Linked DNA regions of Homo sapiens: region 2 is linked to region 1. A link is a contact called in ENCODE Hi-C or POLR2A ChIA-PET data. All regions are on one chromosome and are shown on one strand. The core of a region is the stretch at or near the end of the contact, and the rest is flanking DNA. Distances in the headings are between cores, read along the strand shown.

The links. A loop is a pair of places that touch in the nucleus more often than their neighbours do. ChIA-PET counts read pairs that join two places held with the same protein, here RNA polymerase II (POLR2A). Pooled maps may share reads with other maps.
Region 2: a pooled map shows a loop between it and region 1 (1.9-fold over the local background). The contact joins the enhancer-like site here to the promoter of TP53I11 in region 1. A Hi-C loop is called at or near these places in 1 of 168 maps with a recorded cell type or tissue (sigmoid colon) and 1 of 50 pooled maps. POLR2A ChIA-PET finds 5 or more read pairs at or near these places in 2 of 52 experiments (A673 and BJ).

The regions. Positions count from the first base shown.
Region 1 is chr11:44,949,073-44,953,057 of GRCh38, forward strand. It overlaps TP53I11 (tumor protein p53 inducible protein 11), which reads right to left and starts at 1,811. Exons shown (of 7, transcript NM_006034.5): 1 at 1,605-1,811. RefSeq lists silencers at 1,581-1,710, 1,741-2,000.
Region 2 is chr11:45,208,236-45,212,220 of GRCh38, forward strand. All of the region lies in intron 5 of PRDM11 (PR/SET domain 11), which reads left to right. Among named protein-coding and RNA genes, the nearest start is that of PRDM11, 64 kb to the left of the region's middle. RefSeq lists enhancers at 1,165-1,912, 1,913-2,660, 2,661-3,407, 3,985. Within about 2 kb of position 1,741, at least 24 of the 41 ENCODE cell types and tissues checked have a DNase peak (open chromatin) inside an H3K27ac peak, as active enhancers do; they include A673 and sigmoid colon, where a contact is called at or near this core.

The DNA of each region.
Region 1 (3,985 bases), core at 561-3,060:
TGGTGGGGACAGAGGGGGCCTCAGGAACAAGACGACCCATTTTACAGATGGGACAACAGAAGCCTGGAGAATAGTCTTATTTCCTAACAACCCAACAAGAAAAATCTTTTCTCTCCTTTCTCGAAGTCTGGGGCTGAGGCTAAGGAGCGGACAGTGCCCCCTCCTGGCTCTGCAACAAAACGACCCCCGCGTCCCTGGGATCTGCGGGCCGCAGATCCTGGTCCCCTCTCCACAGGCCGTCAGGGGTGGAGGTCCAAGGGACCACATAGTTGGGGTGGGCAGCCCCGGTGACTTCTCCCCGCAGGCCCGCCCCGTCAAGAAGTTTGTTTGAAAGAAACCAATCAGGAAGTGCAGGGTAGTGGGGCGGTGAGGGGGCCTTGGCCAGCCGCTCTGGGCTTTGGAGGAGCCTGGGGGTTCTTGGCCTCCGCGCTGCTCTTGCCCCAGCCTCCATCTCTCCGGCGGAGAAACCCACTCCCCCCGGGCTCCAGGAAGAGGCGGAAGCCCGAGACTGGGTCAGGGCGAAGGAAGGTAGAGCGAGGGGACCCAAGGCGAGCGCCCCGCCCCGCCCCGCCCAGCGGGGCGCGCCGGGGTGGGCGCGGCGTTCTGGCCCTTCCTCCACACAGCCTCCCCCGGGTAGGTGCGAGTGTTCTGCCCACGGCAGGGGCCCTAACCCACCCAGCGCCCGGCCAGTGGCCCCACACTGTACCCTTCCTGCAGATCGCGCGACTTTGGGGAGAGTGGGGGGCGTCTCCACCTGTGCGTCCCCTACCCACCCCCTAACTGGGCTAAGGCGCGGCCTGGGTTTCTGCCCGCCCCTTTCCAGCCTGGGGACGGGGGACTCTCTCAGCCTCGCCCCTCCCCCTGCAATCTGTCCCTGATGTCCCCGCTCCAGACACTCACCCACTTTCTGAGACCCAGGCCTCAGCGCCGGTGTCCCCCGGCGGTGAGCTCCGAGCCGTTAGGCGGCCCCGGGTTCTCCGGCCCAGGGCCCCTGCCCCCAGGCCCCCACCCCAGAAGGTCGGGCCAGACTTGTGGGCAGCGGGAACTCCGCCACCACCTCCGTCCGCGGCCCTGCGGGGGCAAAGACTGGGGGAACTCGCAAGTTTGCGCCGCGCACTCCTCCTGCCGGGAACAATGGCGGGAGGGGGAGGGGACAGAGAACCGAGCGCGGGGGACCGAGTCAGACCCCGGGGAGACAGAAACTGCTTTCGCTCCGTTTCTCTCCTGCTCTGAAGCAGAAAGCTCGAGCCCGAGAGGCAGTGGCCGAGGACGAAATAAGCAGTCCAGGAGGAGGGCGACCGCGGAGCCGGGGGAGAGGGGAAACCGAGTCAGAGGGAGGGGCGGCGAGGGGAGAGCGCGCAGGGGAGACGGAAGGGGCTGCGGGACGGCGCCTTGGGGAGCTGGGGAGGCGACCCCCTGGGGTCCCAGCGGGCTCAGCGGGTGCCGAGATGTCCCGGGGCGCCCGGTTAGCGCGCGCGGGGTCCCGGCCGCCCCTCTGCGGTCCCGTCGGCCGCAGGAGCCCCGCTGGGTTGCGCTGCGCAGGCGGCGGGCGGCGGGAGGGGAAAGTCCGCGGCTCGGAAGCGGCGGCGGGGAGCAGAACTTACGGGCCTCGCGCGTGCCGGCGCTGGGCTACGTGGAGCTGATGCCAGGCGGAGGCTCCGGGCTCGGACGCCTCACATCGCGCCGCCCGTGCCGGGCCGGGCAGTGCAGGGCAGGGCAGGGCAGGGCAGGGCAGGACAGGGCAGGGCAGGGCAGGGCCGGGCCGGCTGGACTGCGCGCGGCGCCCTGCGCGGCCGGGGCTTACCGAGTCTGGCGGCCCGCGCTGGTCCCTCCTCTCGGTTCCGCGCACAAGCCAATGGCGCGCCGTCCCCTCCCACGCGCCGGGCTGCCTCGCCCCCAGGGTGGCCGCCGGGGCGGGCGGGATGGGGGTTGGCGGGGAAACCAGGCTCCCGGCTCCCCCGCGAGGCTCTCCCGGGGGCCGCCTGCAGGGGGCGCACGCGCGCCCGAGAGAAGGCGCCGGGGGAGGAAGCCGCGCGGGGAGACCCTGGCGTGGCCCGCGCCGCCCAGGATGACTTTCCTGGCAAGTTCTGCAGACGGTGCCCCTTTCTTGGGACGATCAACGTAGATGGGCAAACCACACCATCTTAAATAGCCTTGCGGTGTCTCCCGGGCCCAGGCCGGTGCCTGAAATGGAAGGGACTGCTTTGGCTGGCGGTGATACCCAAGTGTGTAATAACACAGTCACGACAATAGTCACCGTTTGCTGCGCACTCTCTGATGCCAGACACCATATGCTAAAGGAGTTACAAGTATTAACTCATTTGATTTTCACAGCAACCCATAAGGGCGCTGTGCTTAGTCCCATTTTACAGGCCATGGTCGTTAAAGTTTGAGTTCACTCAGCCTTCAGGCTTCCAGCCTAGGCCCACCCTTCTCTCTCCCTGCTTGGTGTGACTTGGCCAAATAACATGACCCCACTGTCACTACGGCCACCTTCTTCATACTCCACCCTAAAATCCAGCCTCAGAGATGCTGCTGTCAGTTGCGCTGTCAGGAGGCTAGGATCTTATCTGGGGCTCTAGGACGCTTGTTGGCGCTACAGTTGTCAAACCTTTTGTCTCTACACATCCTATGGGGGGCTGGGGTGAGGATGAGGGTTGGGGGTCATGGAGGCTCTCTGGTGGCGTGTCAACCTGAGAGAACCAGGCTCCTACAGACAAGGCCCCACCCCCAAATTCTGGGCTCCTTCAACCCCTTATGGTGGGAAAATAATGTGCTCTCTCCCACCCCAACCCCCACCACCCTGTGCTCTCCTTAGAGAAATGCCTGGATCTCTTTCATCTGATCTGATGGTCACAGTGGGCCAGGAACCGGGGTGGGGGGCTGCGGGAAAAGGAAGGCAAGGCTGATGACATGCTCCATTTCACAAGTAAATAAGACAGAAAGAGGTGAGTGGCTGCCTCAGGCATCTAGCTAGGTGGGCATTCTGACTCCAGGTCTCGGTTCTGTCTGCACCAGTTCCTTAACGGTTAATAGAGCAGGCTCTGGAACCAGATCACCTAGGTTCAAATCCTGACTCTGCCTTTTAGTGCCTGTGTGGCCTTGGACAAAGTAAGTCACCTAGAGCAACCAATAGTAAGAACCGGCTATGGTTGCTGTAGAGATTTAGAGTTAATAGGAGCTGCTCATGTTTACTGTGCATGGACTCTGTGCCATGCAGGCTCCCACTGTCCTCACCAGAGCTGGGATTGGGCAGGAGAGTCTGTGCCCTTGGCAAGGAAGTAAACAGAACAGTCCTTGGTTCATAGTAAGTGCTCAGTGAATATAAACTGTCCTGATTACTAAGGTAGATAAACTCTGATGCCCCAGTGCCACTGACACTGCCCCCAGCCAAACACCTAGACAGTGATAGCCAATAATGAATGAATCAATCAATCAATCAAAGTATGTGACTCTAGATGAGGATTATTTTTAAGGTGTGTTGGGTGGAGCCATCTGACTCAAGGCTCTATAGTAATTTCTGCAACAACTCAGTCTCACCTCACTGCCTTTACAGAGCTGGGCCAAGCTGGGTTGATGAATTCATTTGTCACTCCCTCTTCTGCCTTTCTGGCACTCAGGGCTCTGGATTGCTGAAGGGAGGGCCCCCAGCGTCATTCATGTGCAATGTCCTCCCAGACTTGGGGACACCTGCCAGTGCTCTGCTTGGTGTAACCCTAAAGACTAGCAGCAGGGTCTGTGCTTGTAATCCCAGCCAGCCTGATCATACATCAGTGGGAGGCCTTTGTCACAATCACTCCAAGTTTTCCAACATGGAAGAGGCTGCCTTAGTTGTCATGAATGAGTGCCCTGTCACTAGCAGCATGCAAGCAGAATCCAGGGAAGGGTTGATGAGGACAGCAGAGGAAGAATTCCCACCTTAAGTGGTATTTGGAGTGGATAACCTTTGCCCTCTGGGTGTCTGTATTCTCTCAGTCTCCTTATC
Region 2 (3,985 bases), core at 491-2,990, 260 kb after region 1:
GGGCTTGGAGAACTGACCGGGACGGGGAAGGGGAAGAGAGCCACTAGGCAGAATAAGCTTTCTGTGGCCACACCCTAATCATGGCATTGTCACTGCTACACCCAACGGTAGCCAGTGTAAATAGTTTCCCTGGTTACGTATTCTTCCGAGCCATTCATTCAGCTGTAGGGCTGTAGGTAAATATCGCTTTATAGAGGCAATGGGCTAATCCTAATTTCAATAAGATCCTTTACTGCTATCTTTAAGAGATTTTAAGCCCCTTACATCATGATGTGTTTCCCTCCTTAGTAATAAACCCGAAGAGTTGTGGTTGTTATTCTGGACAGGGAGAATAAGGTGTGAAAGGTTGAACATGAACTGCCCTAGCTCTCACCGCTAGTAAGAGCTAAAGCAGGCCCTGAAACCAAGGCCTTCGACTCTGAGTTCAGTGCTCCCTCCCATGTAACGCCGTCTCTTCTTTCCACCCTCCCCTCCGAGGAGTAGTGGAAGGGACCTCTCAGTAGGAGGAGGGTGTGGTGGGGGCCAGGTTGCCCCAGGTGCCTCCTGGCTCCCCAGCTGGGGGCCAGCAATTAGGAAGGAGAACCACCTGCATTGACGGTCATTTACCCAATTGTGCTTTGTGGGATATTCAACCCAAGGAATGTGGCACACCTGGCTGAGCGTAAGAGGAAGCCCAAGTTCTCCAAGGAGGAGCTGGACATTCTTGTCACAGAGGTGACCCACCATGAAGCAGTGCTCTTTGGGAGGGAGACCATGCGGCTGTCCCATGCTGACAGGGACAAGATTTGGGAAGGCATAGCCCGGAAAATCACCTCCGTCAGCCAGGTGCCCCGCTCCGTCAAGGACATTAAGCACAGATGGGATGACATGAAACGGAGGACCAAGGACAAGCTGGCCTTCATGCAGCAGTCCCTGTCGGGCCCTGGGGCCGGGGGCCGGGCCCCCACCATCGTGCTCACGGCCCACGAGAGGGCCATCAAGTCGGCGCTGCTCACGGCCCGTGCAGGGCGCGGCTTCCCCAGGGCGGAACTGGATGGCACCGACAGCCCTTCGACCAGCTGTGAGTATCACCAGTCCCCCCCGCCACCCAGCCGGCTGCCTGCCCCCCAGCTTACAGTCCACAGTCTCCCACCGACTTTCCCTCTGGTTCTCTCCTGTCCCTCTCTGTCCAGCCCACTCTTTCCATCCTCCCCTCCTTCTCCCACTCTTCTCCTCTCCATCCCTTTTTGCATTCATTCTCGAATATTTACTGAGCATCTCCGTGCCAGAGCCGTGCTAGGAGCTGGGAAGACAGCTGTGTGTAAACCCCACGCAGGCCCTGCTCTTGGGGAGACCCTGGACTCCTAGGAATAAACCAACGTTAAATAATTGCACGAGTAAACTGGAAACGAAGGGATGGAGGACACAGGAGTCCAGGAGGTCCCGAGAGCAGGGCTGACTTCATGAGCATGCAACCTGAACAGTCACAGGGGCCGCGGGGTTTCAGGCTCTGCTGTCGCCATCTGGACATTCTTCATAGTTTTTGAGCCAGGGGCCCCACGTTTTCATTTTGCATTTGACCCTGCAGGTTATGTAGCAGCTCTGTCTGAGAGTTAAGGAGTGGGTAAAACTGGCTCCACTGGGGACTGGGGAGGGCTCCCTGAAGAAGTCCAGCGGACTAGGATGTGAAGAGTAAGAGTTAACCAGGCCAGGCAGCAGCGTGGGGCGCGGAGAAGGGGAGGGGAGGCGCGCAGGCAGAGAACAGCATGTACGAGGCCCCGCATCAGGAAGGCGCTTGGCACGTTCCAGGAACAGTGAGAAGCCAGGAAAGCCCAAGTGTAGCAGCGCGGGGGAGGGGGCTGGAGACGAGGCGGCCAAGCTGTGAAGGCCCGGGCCGGGCCATGGAAAGATCAGTTCCTTTCTGTGTCTGGTCCTGACTGCTTTGTTCCTCTATTATTACTCCCCTGCCTGAGCCACGCTGCCTGCCCCCACTTTTCTGTGTGCTGCCTCTCAGCTCCCTCTCCATCCTCCTGGCTGCTCCGCCACCCGCTCCCCACCCCTCTTCTCCCTCTGTACTTGTCCCTGCCTTTCCTCTCTACTTCCTGTGTCTCACATGCACTTTGAAGCCAGGGCCCCAGCGGCCGAGGCGGGTGTCCCTTGGGGCTGGAGTTCTAGTTGGGGCTCAGCAGAAGGGGGAGCACTAAAGGCCTCCGCAGGGACTGCAACCCTTCCTTTCCACTTCTGCACATCTCCCCCGTGCCCCGCCAGCTGCAGTCCCCACTAGAGGCCGTCTGCCTGACCGGCTCGTGAGTGGTGGGAGCCAGGCAGGAGGGGCCCCAGGGAAGCAGCCGTGGCTCAGCCCATGGGAAGGTGCTTTGCAAAGACTCACTTGCACCTTCCCTTCCCGGGCCCCCTGCCATTGTGATCCACTTGCTTCCTGTTTGGCTGGGGCTCCTGACAGGTGGCAGTTCACAGAGTCAGATGTTTAGGACTGGAAAAGAACATGGAGACCATTTAGTTCAACTTCCTTGCAATGCAGAAAGTAAGCTCTGAAAACCAAGGTGGCCCTGAGCTCAATTCAGAAGCAGGACTTGAACCCGGGTCTGCTGGCTTCCTGTGAATCAGTGTTTTCCTAAGTCTTAAGAGGATTCCACCCCGTGATAAGAAAAAATGGGGGGGTCAGCATCCAGTAAAGCCTGTTCCCTGCATCCTGCTCCGCTCACCCCTCCATCTCCCTGAGACTGAATGTAATGAGGCCACCAAAGGTAACCTGGGCTGGCAGGGAGCCCGAGTGTGCCATCAGGCAGAGCCCGCTCACCCCCATGGCAGGCTCACAGCCCTCCTTTTCCTGGCAGTGGCCAGCTGCGGCAGCACTCGGCCAGGGGCTTGGCAGAACGGGGACCTGGGAGGGAAGGAGCAGCATCACCTCGCCGGGTCTCACTCCTTCCAACACTGGCCATGCTAGACAGGTCTCTGGGATCTCAGGGGATGGCTGCTGTCCCACCAAACACTGCCAAGAGACACAGGACTCTTACCAAGCTGGCCCAAGTGAGCCCCCAGGACCCCTGGGAGGCATGAGGTAACTGTAAGATAAACCTGTCTGTCCTCCCCATCACCTTCCTGGGGGGTGGTTCTGAGTTGAGTCCGCAGATCCAGGCAGGGAGGGCTTGCCTGTCAGTAGGGTCAGCCCATACATCATTTAATCCTGCCACAGGGATCAGCCCATACCCTTGGTCACCAGAAAGCAGGACCCACATGTGCAGAGGCTGGGCCCCCTCCCTGTGTCCGGCTGCAAGGAGCAGTCTGTCCGATGGCCCCTGTGGATGGGAGCACGATGTGACTGAACTGGAAGCCTGCCTTGGGGGACAGGGGGACAGCAGGGCTGGTTGCAGAGGTGGCTCTCCTGCTCTGCACTGTCCTGCCAGTTTCTTCAGCCTGTCAGCATGTGCTGCAGTGATTTAAAGATGCAGATTCCATATTAGTAGTCTTTTATCCCTCACCCCCTTCCCACTCTTCCCCCCAAGTCCGCAAAGTCCGTTGTATCAATCTTATGCCTTTGTGTCATATGGCACAGTGTATACTGCTTGGGTCATGGGTGCACCAAAATCTCACAAGTCACCACTGAAGAACTTCCTCATGTAACCAAACACCACCTGTACCCCAATAACTTATGGAAAAAAAAGTGTGCAGATTCCAGCAAGGCCACAGGATGGCCCCAAGCAATGCAGACGTGGCCTCAGAAAGTCTGGTGCTCAGAGGGCCAAGAGCGTCTTAGTACCTTTAGGCAGGTGCCGCTCCTTCAGCGTTACAGAGCACCTTCATGTTTGTCATCTTGTTTATGACTCTTCTTAACAACCCAATTAGGTAGCCAAGCGGTTCGATGTGTAGACAGGGCAGTCGTTATCATTGCAGAAAGTGAGGTGCAGAGAGATGAACTGACTGCTGAGGTCAGGAGCTGCTGGGTTGGCACGCAGCCGGTGGGCCACGGTCTCCAAGTCCCCTGGCC